Regions from separate parts of the Mus musculus genome. Here region 1 is linked to region 2. A link is a loop called in an ENCODE intact Hi-C map of the cell type or tissue named here. Cell type or tissue: gastrocnemius. All regions are shown on one strand.

Region 1 (8,000 bases), 140 kb after region 2:
TTTAAGATAGATGGCTCAATAAAACTGAAATGATATTCTTCAAGCAGCCATTTGAAAGTCTCTAAATTTTGTTCACTTTCTATTACTGGAGGAGGAGAAAGCAGGGATGCTGAGGAAGGTCAGAAGGCTGCGTATGGAAGCCAAGTCTCTCTTCCCATCCTGGATTCCAGAGAGCAAACTCAGGTAGTCAGACTTGTATAACAAGCATTTTTACCTTCTGACTCCCTCTAGCCTCAAAGTTATTTTGAATGGAGCATTTTATTATGAATTGCGGCCAGTCTCTAATGTTAATTACTGTAAAGATGAGTTTAATTTTAAGAATAAGAAATTGTTTCAAAGTCTTTGAAATATTTTCATTAAATGTCACTATATACCATACATAGTATGCGCTTTATAAGGCATTCAAATATCCAAAAACATAAAAAGTAGACGAGTCTCTATGCTATTTATCTCAAGATGAACTATATTATATCTCCAGACTTCAATAGAAGAAAGGAAAGCAATAAAAACTGCTTTAAAAGCCTTTATAACTTCTTTATAGTTTCCCTTTTCCTTTTGAATCAGGATTTCATATAGCCTGGATCATTCTCAAACTTGTTAAGTGGCGGAGGACGGTCTTAGCCGCCTAATCGTCCTGCTTTATAATCTCCTTTTACTGTAAGATTCTTATCAGAAACACACACACAAAGGAGAAAATAAGTCAGTCCTGGTGGCTCACCCATGTAATCTCAGTGCTCAAAGGTGGGACAGGGTGGTGACAACGAGATCCTCTCAAAATACCTTTTCCCACAAAAGACGAACATTAGAAGAGGAGGACGCTTATAACTGTTTTACATGATGGAAGAATTTTTCCTATAATTTAGAAATGTCTCATTGTTCCAACCTATTTACAGAAAATATTTGATAAAAGGTGACAGACTAGCATGAAAATGTAGCTGCTTTCTGAAGGTCAATCAATCATCTGGTTTTAGTAAGAACTAAATGTAGCAAAACACAGACAATGAATCATACAGAGAACTCAAAGAAAAACCAAAGCCAGCTATCTGAATAAAGCATGACATTAAAGGGGAGAACAAGGCACAAAGCTTTTTCTTCTTAGAACTCAGATGACTGGAAATGGCAGGGCTCACCCTAGAATAAGCAGAAAGGGCACAGAGACAGCCCTATCAGGAACACCTGCTACCAAAAAAAAGAAAAAAAAAAAAACAAAACAAAAAAACCAGTGACTATTTATCCAGTAACTGCAATGCCAAAGCACTGTACAGACTTCTATCAAGAATTCTGATTGGCCGACAAGGGCCCTCAACAGACAGGAAGTCGGAGGCTATCACTATCACTGACTCACGGAAACCATCAAAGTCACCCCCGGGAAGAGACACAGACTTGGTGACAGGCTAAGAATTCAACTCAAGAAATTAAACTCCTTTTGTAGTTCCCCAAAGAGGGAAGAGGAAGGGAGGGTAAGACAGGCACCTTTCTAGAATGTCTGCTCAGGTGAAACAATGTCCACCAAGCAGCAGGGATTCCTAGAAAAGCTGAATTAACATACACGGGCATGCAAAACAAACCCGTGCCCTTATGAAGCTAACACTTTAGCTGAAATAAAAGGGCGATGGGCTAAACATGCAGTGAATGGGAAGCTAACTGCATAGAAAAGTGTTCGAGCATGTCCAGGAAGTAGGCCGGTGTGCAGATACACTGGAGTGCTTTTAGAAAAAGCATGCTGAGGAAGTTCCTAAGGGAAGGAAAAACACAAGTCTAAGATGACCGCAAGAGCGGACCGAAGCCAGTTTGATCCTGGGTTATAAAGTTAATCCCATGATATGAATGAGGTGTTAAAAGTTGTGTGGGTTCTGTACCCGACCCACAGCCTTCAATATCCATCTCCACTCCTCAATTACAAAATGTTACAAGAATCCAATGACAGTAGCTGAAAGAGGCAAGTAAACAAAAAGTCTCAAACATGATGACCAAAGCAGGGGGATGCAGCTGGGAGACTCTACCAGTTTCTCACACACCATCCAGAGTACAACAGAGATCCGCATGCTGAAGTGATGCCACAATTACCCCTACCCTCCAGTGGGTACACGAGAGTCTTTCTGAACTCTGACATAACTGGGCACTTCCTATCAAAAATCAATGAAATTAGGCGAGTGGAGGAATAATGAGGCTATTGAGGAGAGAAAATTTGAATCAGTAAGAACAATAGAGAATAGAAGACCTCAGTAAGGGAAAAGCTGATAAAAGAGAATAAAAATTGAGTATTCTGAGCTACAAGTGAATGGATGAGTCAAGAATGACAAAAATAGTATCAGAGTGCAATGCTGACTCTGGTCAGATTAGAACACTAGGGCAGCAGTATTCAGGATCAAGAAACACAAATAGACACCCATAGAGGGTGTGGCTAGGGCGCTCCTGGGAAACACACACACAATGGGGGTTAATTTTAATCACAAATTCTAATTAAGAAGAAATGAATCCATACGACTAATCTCATTTCACTTCCTGGCAGGAGTCTACCCAGGGACTGACTCCTAGTTAGAGAACCCTTCTCCCTTCCCAACAGGAAGTTGATAGCAGTGCCCCGATGACTAGTAATTGATTTCTTAAATCGTGTTTACATTTATAAATGCAGTGGTAAGTAGCCCAGCACTCCATAGTGTTCTATGGCTTGTAAGTCCAAGGCATTGCCTTTATGTAAAATATGTAAGACCCAAAATTAACCCATAAACCCCACCTACGCAAGGGAGGTAACTTCTGTATTCTGGGAGCTGCAGTTCTTAGAAAATAACAATGAAGCCATGGGAAAATACAGTGGTTGAATGGTTTTGTCCATAAAAAGACATACAACAAGTGTCGTGGGCCTCTCAGCTAGGAATTCCAGGGAGTGGACCCGGCCAGAATTCACCAAGTCAGTATTTAATATTTAATAAAGCTTGCTTCAAAATTTGGAGGAATACTCTATATAATGTTGATAGCTTCATTATTTCTCCTTAAAGAATAATGGTAGAATTAGTCTTTCTCTTTCAAATCTCAGGATTAACAAAGACACTGTGCACCCCAGACATGAGGTATGTATTATTAATTAGGTTTTCTGTTTTGGTTTTGTCACTGTGAAACTCACAATAAAATAAATTCTGAAGCATCATCATGATAATCACATGAGAATGTATACCTCCCATGTAGCTCTCAGTTTTCTCAAGCTCTAACAAATTAGTGGGTTTGTTCCTTTTTTTTTTTTTTTTTTTTTTTGCTGATCCTAATACTGATACCCTTCAATTTGTAATGTCACTTTACTTCTAGGTAGGTTCATACGTGTGTGGAGCAAACAAAAGCACTAGCAATATACTTAAAGATCTAACAACAGCTGTTAGGTGAGCACTCTGCTTTGCTCCTTCTATTACTCTATACTAACCAAATATGTGTGCGTGTGTCCCCGTCCCCACCAAGAATAAAGAAGCCCAGTATATTATATAGGCCAGCAATCCCAGCACTCAGGAGGCTGAGGTAAGAAACAGAGTTTCACGCCCAGGTTTAGCTGTTTGCTACCAAACTTGGTCTCAAAATAAAGAGCAAAATTACAAATAATTGATGAAGGCTAGAAAAGACACCATTTAGATACTTACCAGGAGCAATTGTCTCCAACGTATCAGAACTGACTTTCCGGGTACTTGTGCAGTGATAGAGGGTAGAGCCAGAAAATATCAAGTAAAAAATAGCATCATCTTCAACTTTGTCCTCTTCAGCAAGCAATACTGTAACAACACAATCGCCCTGGAAAAGAGTCCACAAGTCTGTATTAGTAAGGTTCCTATTGGGAGCCTGCTAAATTTTACATCTCATAAATTACTACTAAGTCTATCCATTTCCCAACAAAGGTGAGGGTATATAGATCTGCTTTGAAATGGTAACGTGTGCATTCAAACTCCACCTACAAAGATTGACTTAGATCCATCAAACTTAACTTTCCTGGACTTGTATAAATGGAAACAACCCTTCTGCCTTTAGAGTTGCTATATGAAACTCATGAGCAGAGTGGACTTCCCATCTATTTAAATAAAAGGTCACTTTGAATAGCCTGTGCCTCTCGATCATCTGACATCCCTGTTCTCCTCCTTCACTCAGCCTTCCAGGAAGCCTTTAAAACGAGGTAAGTGTCATGCCAGTAACTATGCAAACAACTTCACAACTATTGAGGATGACAAACATCTTTGTCTGCCAGTTTCAAATACTCTATCAGTTTTTATAAGTTGGCTTTAAAAAAAAAAGCTAAAGCTTGTAGTTAAATATACACTGTGACATGCAGCCCTAATTAGCATTCTTCTCAAATATAAACATAATTTGTGCTATAACCATAAGCTAACAAGAACAGGGAAAAAACCTTTAACACATCAAAGCTTAGGGTACTGAGATTTAATATTCTTCAAATCTTAATAATGAAGTACAGAAACATCAATTTAGGAAAAAAAAACCTGGACATTTTAACATAAAATTGGGGAAAGAATTATCATTTAATTTGTATGTCTTCATCTTTTTCATTTTAATCAACAACAAGGTATGTAAGGGAATCATGCCACCCTGTGGCCACATTACTAAACCCAGAATCAGTAGAGAAGGCAGCATTTTGATATATGCTGAAAACTTAAAATTATATCATCAAACCTAAGGTTAAGTTTAATAAATGTTAAGAGCATGTTGACTTTATAGACTGAGTTCAAAGTGTTTCCTGGAGCATAAATGTTGTTTTTATTTTATACCCAGTGCTCAAGTCCACCGAATTCGACACATAAGTCAGAATGAACCATAACCCCAAATAAGCCATAACTTATTTGGCTATAACTGGAACACTCCAAAGCACCATAACACAGAGCTATTATGGTCAGAAATGAATTATCATTAGTTTTGATCACTACTCCAAATTGTAGTTTGGCCTTACATACACGCCGTTCTCTGGAAATGATTTTAAAAGGCTTAAACCAGAGAAATGTCATCCTTTAGTATGAGCCAATCAGCTTGAATGTCTGAGGCACAATGAGAACAGTCCATTCTCTGTAGGTACTGAAGACCCCTCATGTTCTACAAATAAAACCAGAGAAGTTTCATCTTTTCCTTCATGTGCTGGAAACTAAGACCTATGGCCCACACCCTCTGCCTCTAGCTTGCTTTGTTACGTAACTCCATGCCACAGCTGTGCCCATTCATCCACACTTACACGCTTGCCTACACCTTCACACGAGAGGAAGTCCACTCGCATTTCTAACTGAAATTTCTAACTTAGATTTCTAAACTGGCACTCTAAGACAGAATCCTTCTTTTCAGACCCCAGAACTTCTCTCACATGAGGAGGGTCTTCTTGCTGAGGTTCTGTCTGTGCCCTTACTAGTTAATTTGGGGCTTCCTTTCAATGAGGGCAAGAGGTGGCTGACAAAAGCAACTGACATCCTTTTAACAAAGCATTAATACAAAATTACTAAATTCTGAATTGTTTTCATACTTTTAACCTATACCCAAGAGAAGAGAACAAAGCTTTACTAACCTCAAGGCAATTCAAAGGCTGAGTTCCAAAGGCACTTGGAACTAAATGTAGTTGATTCCCTCTAATAGTAACAGAGAGCAAACACACTCCACATTTCCCAGGTGCATAGAACTCCTATTTTATGGAAGTTCACGAGTTACCTAGTGTTACTGGAGATGACTCTGAAAGATCAAGCACGCGGGCTTGGTTGTATGTAGGAGAAGAGTCTCAGATCTCCGTCAGAACTTTTATCCAGGTGACTGGTTACTTGATCTCTACTCTCTGTGAGAGAAGCTCTGATCGATCACTCTGTTGTTCAAAACTAGGCCCAACTCTCAGAATACACAGGTTGACGAGTCTGGTTGAACAGCTAACAAGTCTGCCACACTGCTAACTACACAGATGAGCTGAATAACAAAAATAATGGTCAAGATATTCTCAATTACTATTTTAGTCAGACCCAACAACAAGAAAAGACTGCACCTATGCCATCAATCTCCAGCAACATAAGCCTAAGAAACAGTGCAGCCCTTACAAAGACAAAAATTTCCCTCTCTTCATTAATGAGAAGTGTATACTTGAGTTTGATCATTTTTAGGGCCATAATTTCACAATAACTAATGAGAAAGGTAGTCTATATTAGGCATTATCTTATAAGCATAGATGATCTCCCAAATAAAAATGTATAGTGATTAAAAAAACTGCTTAATTATCCATAAAAATGGGTTTTTAATATAAGGATTTAAAAAAAACTAAAGAATTATAAATGGTGGGACGTCTCAGTTGCCCACATCTTTTACTTACTTATACAGAAGTTACTGTAGTAGTAGCAATGCAAGAATTACCTTATGATTTAGATAAAAACTGTTTTAACTCTGACTCTCCACCAGAACTCCAAGAATATGTGTTCTTTTTCCATACCAAAGATTGCCTCTCTACAAGACCTTGGCAAAGACTCTATTCCACAAAATACTAGTCACCTAGGACCTTTCTTCAATAAGCAGGAATAACTTGGGGGAAGGAAGTAATAGAATGGAAAAGAGCTATGCATTTCAGAAGTGAATTAATTATACTGTAGAAGTGGACTGAAGAGACAGTATGTGGGAAACAGGGTAAATAGAGATACAGGAAAATGAAGAAGGAAATTTGGGGGGAAGAAATGGTAAAAGAGAGAAATCACTGATGTCTTATATAATGTTGGCCACACATATCAGAAGGTAAGTTTGGTCAGCAGTAAGATGACTATGGCAATAGCTTGGGCCAACTCATGAGAGTCAGCTGTTAAATTTCTGGGAATTCTATAAGCCAACTGCAGAGCACAATTATTATTAGAAATTAAACTTACAAATAACTAAAATAGATTAATTAAAAGCATATATAATACCTAAAAGCCCTGTATTATTAAGGCTACATCATACTATAATATCTTGAGATTTACATTATGGTCTGCATATGGAAGAACATTTACATAATAGTGTGCTACTAACATTTTTTCCCAGGATTCATTGCTTGCCAATTCAGCCTCAGTAAAAAGGGAGGGAAAGCTTAAAATCAACCCTTAAAGGCAAAATTATGTTACTAAAATTGCCAAATGCTACAAAACAAGGGCTGTCTTTTCCTGTTGTGATAAAATAATTCTGATTAAAGTAACTTAAGGGAGAAAGGGCTATTTCTTTAGCTCAGTTCCAGGTTACAATACATCATGGGAGAGAAGTCACAGAGGCAGGAGCGTGAAGCAGCAGGTTACATTCCATCAAACAAAAAGCAAACAAATGTTTACAAATGTTTACAAACTACTACTGCTCAGTTCACTTTCTCCCTTTAAGTCAGGGAACCGTGCCACCCACAGTGGGCTGGTCTCGCCAGCTTAATTCATATAATCAAGATAATCTCCATAGGTAAAAGAGGCTCATATCCCAAGTGATTCTAAATTCTATCAAGTTGACAATGGTTGACAGTAACCATTATGAGAGCTTTTTATTCCCCTTTAGAAGCAACAAGTCCTTCCACCTGGTCAGCAAAAGGCAGGAAGGTGAATAATTTCCACAGCAGGCCCAGCTAAGGCGCTGCCCTTTTACCTGTTTCAACTTGGCAGTATGTTACTTACATACCCTGCGCTGTAAAGAAGGACAGTAATGCTGCTTAGCTCATGAGATTACTGAAGGAATCCAATGACTGATTAAAAAAGAAATGAAAAAAAAGCACTTGCAGCAACTGCATCGGCCGTCATTCCAACAGCACCAACATTATACATGGAGCTTGCCTAGTCAAGAAATCTGAAAGGCTCCAAAAACAGAGAAAACTTTTTTAAACATTTTTTAAAATTACATATTTTCTTAATTTACATTTCCAATGCTATCCCAAAGTCCCCCATACCCCCCAACTCCTCTACCCACCCACTCCCACTTCTTGGCCCTGGCGTTCCCCTGTACTGGAGCATATAAAGATTGCAAGACCAATGGGCCTCTCTTTCCAATGATGGCCG
Region 2 (8,000 bases):
AGTCCTGGGATTATAAGATTGGTCTCTGGCTCAGCATTTTCTTTATTCAATGTCTCAAATTCTTGAGTGTATTAATCAAGAAGGTGATTGATCATTTTAATAAGCAACTATGTTTAGATTAATTTGTTTTCAAATTTGTCACCAAATGATTAAAACAAATAAAAAATACCCACTACAATCTAAATTCTAACATGTGGAGATTTTACTTTTTTTTTTTTTTTTTTTTTTTTTTTGCTTTGATTTTTGAGACAGGGTTTCTCTGGGTAGCCCTGGCTGTTCTGGAACTCACTCTGTAGACCAGGCTCACCTTACATATAGATATCTGTCTGCCTCTGTCTCCCAAGTGCTGTGATTAAAAGTGTGCAACCACCATGACCAGCTGATTTTGGTATTTTTAAGCCCATGGATCTTGAGTATTCTAACAGCTAGAACTATCTTACCTTCATTTTGACCTTTGCACAGGAGGCTAGATTTTCTCTGCAGCCTTTGTGGACAAAAGCACCACAGCCTGGAAAGGAAGCATAAGGAAGGTCACAACAAGAAACTGATAGACCCTGGACTCTGCTACTCACTACTGCTGCAAGGAGGTGACAGAGCATATGTGCAGGAGTGCACACACACACACACACACACACACACACACACACCCACACACACACACATACACACACCCACCCACCCCACAGTACCAGTAACCAAAGCACATTTTATAGTTCTTTACTAGGAAACAGATGTATTTGTGATTAACCAAAAGAAGAAGTCAGGAATTTATTAGACAGGAAGCCTGAGAGGCTGTCAACACTAAAATTTAAATGTCTTCCATCTAGATGTCTACAGGGCCCAGAAAGCCTTGAGCTGAACTAACATGTAAATCTCCTTTTTCAAGAGGAGGTATCTGAAGAAACCATGCAAGCATCCAAAGGAAGAAAACAACCAACAGTCCTACCAAGCTATGGTGCTTATGAACCAGCATAGTATGATAACCCTATGGGTACATTAGTGACACACAAGACAGTAGGAGTAACCAACAGTTCACTATTTGGACTTAAGAGCTACTCACCAAGGTGGAAACCTAGGCAATTATGGCTACTGAAGTCATGGATCTTGAGGGAGAATCTACAACCACCATTTTACTAAAACCAGCAAAATTCCTATATTTTAAGTATTTGTCTTTACACTCATAGGTATCAGTGTAGTCCTTACCCCTCATCAAGGAAACTCCTCTTTGCAAGAGACAGAGCTCATCACAGAAAACTATAACCAGCCAAAATACAGAGCTGTGGAGCTCAGTTCCAGTGGATACATTTACAAAACAACTCCCACACCTAAGGCAAAGGAACATTGCCCAAGACGAGGTGAAAGATTCTAATAGTCTGAAGATCAGGGAATTTGCCATGAGATTGTGTTCCCTAGGATGTCAGAAGATATACCCATAAAAATCTCACCAACATGACTTTCTAGATATATGCTGAACAAGGACAAAAACAATACACAAGCTAATGTGGACAGGGAAAGACCATGGAAGATTCAACCCTACACAAAAAGCTACAGGCAACTAAGGAATGCTGAGAACTAAGGAAGAGCACGTTGACTGGTTAACTAATATCAAATAGTCAACCATGAAGGCATACATACAAGTAACATTCCTGAGCAGGCTACACTTATATATCTAAGAGCATGCACACATCATGCAAGTACTTCTAAGAACAATTATTGAGAAAAAGAGGGCATGAACTTGAAAGAGGAAAAGTATGTGAAAGAGTTAGGAGGTTGGAAAGTGAAGAAGGAAATGACATCATTATAATTTCAAAAGATAAAAGAAATATCCTGAGGTCTCAAATATCCCGAGCTTTTGTACCCAACTCCCTGAGTGAGAAGCCATGTAAGAAAGGTTAACTACAAATCTCCCAAAACACCCCTGAGAAGCCTGACTCAGGAGAACATGGGAGAGTTCCTGAGACAAACCAGATTCAAATTTACCAATGACACATTTCATCTCAAAGTATTTTTAGTTTTCTATTCCCGTGGCCTACAAGGGCCACTGATGTAAAAACCATGCACTCTGGGCCTCCGAAAGGTCATCAGCTCTTCCTGCTGCAATGAAGTCATAAAAACAGGCTGTGCCAAGAGGCCAGAGGCAAAGCACAAACAAGCAAAAGATCTGTCTTTGGGGACAGCTGAAGAGGCGTGTGTCTCCTGGGAAAGGCTCACTCAGGAAATCAGACAGCAGTTCACTAGGTACGGTTGCTTCAGGGAGTACCACAGACCTTGTTCTAGCCAACAAGGTCAAGATGCTTTTGGACTTAAAGGCTTGGACTTATGGACTGTGGGGTAAGAGAAACTTGCCACTGTGAAGGAGACTGCCAGATACCTAGATCTGAAGGCCTTCCCCATTTCTTCTGAAGCAGTTGTTACTGCAATATCTGCTTGGTTCACAGATCCCTTTCTGAACACTAGCAGTCACACAGCACTGGGATTTTGTGAGGTTTTTCTCCTGTTCTGAGGATCTTGTACTCTCTGGTGCAGTACATGGATCATGATTGTCTATTCAAATATCTATGTATATATAGACCCACAGTCTATTTGTCTAAGCCAAACGCCCTGACATAATCTTCATGACTACATATGAGAGTTGCTGTGTCAACTTATTGACATGTAAAAGAGACTAGGACACATGGCAGGCAAACCAAATTTAATTTAAGTCTAATTCTGGTTACCACCATGAGCCCCGAATAAGTCCCTTCTCCTTGTGCTTTGGTTTCCAAGTCTACCGGACAAAAGGCACCACACCCTCATTTTAAGTACTGTGAAGACATGGCAATGTAGAAACTCATCATCTGAAATCGATGCAATTACTTTGGAAAGTCATTTAACAACATCTAGTGAGGTTCAGTGTGTGTCACTTTTATGAATTAGCACTGAGACTAGTGCCATACACAAGGACGCAAGGATGCCCTTGTGGCTCTGTCTGAGTCAAAGTGGAAATAGCCCCGTATCCTAAGCAGCAGAACAGCTTGAAGTATGTGTGAAAGACAGTACCACAGATGAGCTAAATGCCAGTATCTACATCTATGTGCTCAGTACTTCCGTTCTCTACAATAGAACACTGGGGAGAATAAAGCAAACTGCAAAGTGAGATGCACAGCAACAGCAAACCAACCACTACTACCCAGTTTTGTTCATATGAGGGAACTGTGAGCCACAGATGACATCAACGCTTACTTGGAGGGAAGAAGGAAGACTGACATAGGGAAACAAATTCAATTTTAACTGTAAAGGTGTATTTCTTTAAAAATGAAGGATGAAGTACTGTGTCAAAATGTTACACACCCTTTCTTCCTTCCTCCCTCCCTTCCTTCACTGTGTCGATGGAGGTCAAACCTAGTGCCTCATACAATATAGGCAATCACTCTATCACTGAGCTATATTTTTACATTTTAAGTTGAGGTCCAAAAAGTTCCTACTGCTATTATATTATCCATGTATAATATTGTATTAATAGCTCTTACTTAGAAAACCACCAGTGTATCAAACTGTATTACCCCCAAAAGCTCCTTAGATTCCCTTATCATTTGAAAATAGTAATTTACCATATTTGCCATCCATTATACTGAAATGCTAATTTCAGTATCACAGTTACGAAATGCATCCTTTCTTTTGTTTTACTCTGACTCTATCATATCCAGGGCTTGTTGGGCGGGCAATAAGAGAGGATATAGGTTTGAGAACTTGGCACTAATTCTGATCTGTAAATGTGACAAACAAAAACAGTCCTGACCAAAACTGCTTCCAAGCTGTTCCCTCCTGCTCCTTTCCTTCTAGATTCAACAACCCTCAGAAGGTTAAGTAGTGCTGCTTTTTAGGGGTGAGGGGAATGGTACTTTTGAAGAGACATTGGCAGTTCTCATGTTCTTAGACCACTGTTTGAGATTTAAGAACAATTCTACTTCATGAGACACAAAAGTAGAAATAGCATCCTGAATGTGCTTCCAGTAGAACTTTTCACAGAGATTCACGGTTTCAGTTAACTGTCATCAAACCTACAACCTAGCTGAAATTTTTATTATGCCCAGGATTACAGCCACAAGTCGTAGTGATAAGCAGTTCACATGGCTATCTGTTAACCACACTGAAGTATCTACTGGAAAAACACTAAATTTGTCACCAAGTGGTCCTAGACACAACACATAGGACAACGGTTTTAGTGCTAGGTGTGAGTGAATTAGTAATGGTTAGCGCCACAGACAGCAGCCAAAGTCATGGGATTTACAACTGTACTATCTGTTTTAAAATAGACAATTAAAAATATAAGACACGAAGGCATGTCTAGTATATTTTTAAGTACACTGCCACAAACCATACTGTGTTGTTAGGAAGACGAAAGAAAACTTGCCAGGGCTCTTCAGAGAAGCTGGAGCCCACACTTGGCTGCAGACTGCCCTTTGCCTCTAAGTACTTTTCTCTCAATGGCTGTGCTTAAATCTATGCTACACCTTTTCCTTTTCTTTCTTTTTTTAAAACAAACTTCAACATTTATCAAATGTTCATAACAAAGAAAAAGCTGATTTGGCCTTCTTTATATTTAAAACAGTGCCTAAGAGCAGTAAGTGGGATGATTTCATTATTTCAAAATTCTTCAAAAAGTCACAAAGTACAGTGGTTCACAGGCTTAGAGCTGACCCTTAATCATATTTCTATGAAATTAAAAGCCAATAGCTCAGCTTGCATCCACCCATCCATTTATCTGCCTCCCTCCCTCCCTCCCTCCCTCCCTCCCTCCCTCCCTCCCTATCTTCTCTTACATGAGAACATTTAACAAAAGAAAATGGAACAAATTTGCATGCCTGGGAATGATTTTTTTTTGTCATATCATCCATGATAGATCTCCGGGGAAACATTATATATTACGCATTTTCTTTTTCAGCAGGAAAACTGTCATATGCAGCCAGACTTTTGAAGAAAGGAACATTAAAGCACTTTAGTGCATTGTTTTGTCTACTAGCAGCAAAAATCTATGTGGAAAAAAAATTGATCCTTTTTAAGGACACATGGCCGTTAAGAACAAATAGAAACATTTTCCTCCTATGGGAAAATGGAAAACTCTAATTCTAACAACAAGAAAAGAAACACCCCCCAGAAACAAAGCCAAACCAACCAACCACACAAAATCCAACCAACCCATGGAACTAACAGCAACTCAGAAACACATGTTCCAGGATTCTTTCTGCAACTTCTTGTTTAAAATCACTGGGGACTTTTAGGCGCTGTCTGGTCTGGACTGATAGTACTTGTATGCAAAAACCATGTGAGACGTTCTTAGTAGCCAGTGTTAATAACCACAGTGCTGATGTTCAGAATGAGAGAAAAGCCACAGAAAAGAGCTAAGCCACTTTGGCTAACTGCTCCTCACAGCAGTTTTTGAAAGAACCTTGGTAAACAGAGAGAAACAAAGTGTTCTTGTTGATAGAGAATGGACTTTATTGCTCAAACTACTTACTTTCTTTTCTTCTAAATAAAAGGATCTTTTCTTTAGGCAATTGTTTGTGTTTCCTATCTCACAGAAGCAACGGACTGGTTCTAAATTCAGAAACCATCCAGTTACTGAGCTGCTGCTTCTGAAGAAATCCAAAGGAAAACCCAACCATCATGCAGGTCTAACTAATGTTTCCTACTTAGGGTCCAGTCAGTCTGGTGTTTACTGTCTTGGTCAACAGAAATAACTCACCACAAAAGCACCCAGAAGATGCCAACACAACAGAATACAAACCAACAATAGTCTCAATGTCGTTTTACATCTGTTAAATGCAAACAAAATAAAACCGCTGGCAAGATTCAAAACTTTGAATGTAACAAATTCTTTAATCTGAAGGACTCCACTGAGCTTTCCACAAAATAAACTATTTGTGGCAGCCAGAGAGAACAGTTGATTATCCACAGATAGCTTTACATGGTACAGAATGAAGAACTGCAAAGACATTTATTTCTCCACTAACCCTAAACCAGGAGTACAGTTTGGACCAAGGGAAAAAAAGTCCCCCTAACATTTCTGCTAAATTCATTTACTTTGAAACATTCCCAAGCAGAGGTTTAGGCTTTCTGTTAAACATAGAAGCAGACTGTGAGAGCACACAGATGCTGTACCACCCACCAGTTTTTGTGGCCATTATCATGAACACTTCTGTGTTATTCCACAGCAAACTGCACATAAAGTGGTCTTGTTGATCAAGAAAGGATCTTTTCTTCAGGCAATTGTTGTGTGTTCTGACAGACTGGTCCAGGGTAATCTTGTGGTCTCAGTGAAGATGACTTCACTGAAAAGTCCATCCTACCAAACTATTAGTATTTGCAAGTAGATGGATACTCGGATGTGCAGATGTCAGGAGTAAGTCACTGCAAACCATCAACATACATCATCTCTGTCATGTCCTATACTTGATCCTTCTAAATCACAAGCCAGAGCCTGAGAGAGCAGCTGTCTGGGTTATTAAGACCTACCCAGTGGTCAGACAAAATGGGTTTTTATTAAACAAAAAGAAAAGCCACTGTCTTCTAAAAGCACAGTGGTTTCCCAGGAGGTAGGTGACTAACTGCAGGGATGCTACATTTCCTGAGAATCCTGGGAAGATCCTGAACATGAGCTGGGAGGAGGGAGGGTGGAAGGGTGAAGGGAAAAGACAAAGGATTCTGAGTCCCTGGATTACTCATATCTCCCGCTTCCTGCAAAGATAATAGATGGGGTTTTATAATACAAATATGCATAGCAGGCCCTGTCTGTCAGAAGTCAGGAGGATCAGGCAGTTACCTTCATGCTTGTGGAAAGACGATTACATACTGTTCCATTGCTTTTAAGCCTCTACTCCTACAACTCCCCCCCACCCCCCAAAGAAGCAAGCCGTACATGGGTATACACAAACTTTGCTGCAACCATCAAATGATTAAACTCTTCCACTACTACTTCTAGAGCACAGTAGTAGCTGTAGCTAAACCACCGAACTCCTCCCTAGGTTGCTGATGTGGGGTGACTGCAAACGGAAAATGTATTTCTGGACCTTGGTTGCTTACTGGGGTAATAACAATCCCTGATCCTTTCTGTTATGATCCTCTAGATGCTGTCTGTGATGTAAGATGGAGCAATGATGTGGGTAGATTTAAAGCAGGGACAAGAAGTCTGCTGGAGCTGGCAAAGACACTGAGTCTGTCTAGAACATCCGTAAGACTAAGTGCATATTATCCTAGTATCCGCCACGCCAGTCTCAATGATTGGTGTTAACTGAGCATCTAAATTTACTAATAAAACGTGGAAAATTATGAAATGAAAGAAAATGTTTGGTGGGTCATTTTGTGTGTGTGTGTGTGTGAGTTTTATGTAATTCTTTAAAAAATAGTACTTTCTTTTTTTTTGTTTTTTTTTCCGAAACAGGGTTTCTCTGTATGGAAAAAATAGTTCTTTCTAATATGAACAACCTTGACCAAAATGTGTCACAGAATTTTGAGTTATAGTATATATTTTATATAATAATATGCTATCTGTAGACATTACTATACATTTATACATATATGATATATATGATGTATATATATATATATATATTATATATTTTGAGAATATATAGAAATTTAAAATATCTGTGAACATGACCTTTGTTGAATTACTTTCCATGTGTGTGCGTGAGAGTGTGTGTGTGTAAGAGAGGGTGAGGAGAGATGGAGGGGAGGGAAGTGGAAGGAATGAAGGGAAAGAGGGAGGGAGAGAACACGAGTGAGCTGCCTTGTTTGAGACAGGGCTCTTTGTTGTTTGCGATTGCCCACAAGCTTCCGGGGATTCTCCTGCTTCCAGTCATTTCCCATAATCCCTTGGGTGATAGATAGGTCATGATACCACACCTGGATTAATAAGGGCTCTCAAGATTCAACTCAAGTCTTCACAAAAAAGACTCAGAAGAGCCAACTCCTCTGCCCTTGTTTTATTTCCAAACATTTAAAAATCACAGTTAAACCTA

The links. A loop is a pair of places that touch in the nucleus more often than their neighbours do. Peaks named below come from ENCODE experiments on the same cell type or tissue, not always from the same donor. Only the 100,000 strongest peaks of a DNase experiment are listed, where the experiment ranks them.
Region 1: it touches region 2 in a loop (2.4-fold over the local background); 7 of 42 quality-filtered maps call a loop at or near these places.

What each region holds. Positions count from the first base shown.
Region 1 is chr7:75,565,658-75,573,657 of GRCm38, reverse strand. It overlaps Akap13 (A kinase (PRKA) anchor protein 13), which reads right to left. Exons shown (of 37, transcript NM_029332.1): 3 at 3,627-3,774. Among named protein-coding and RNA genes, the nearest start is that of Akap13, 110 kb to the right of the region's middle. In gastrocnemius, a CTCF peak has its summit at 4,585 (motif pointing left); no DNase peak of the experiment used is centred here; H3K27ac peaks cover 1,009 bases.
Region 2 is chr7:75,710,278-75,718,277 of GRCm38, reverse strand. It overlaps Akap13 (A kinase (PRKA) anchor protein 13), which reads right to left. Exons shown (of 37, transcript NM_029332.1): 18 at 441-508. Among named protein-coding and RNA genes, the nearest start is that of AU020206, 68 kb to the left of the region's middle. In gastrocnemius, no CTCF peak of the experiment used is centred here; no DNase peak of the experiment used is centred here; H3K4me3 peaks cover 385 bases; H3K27ac peaks cover 6,888 bases.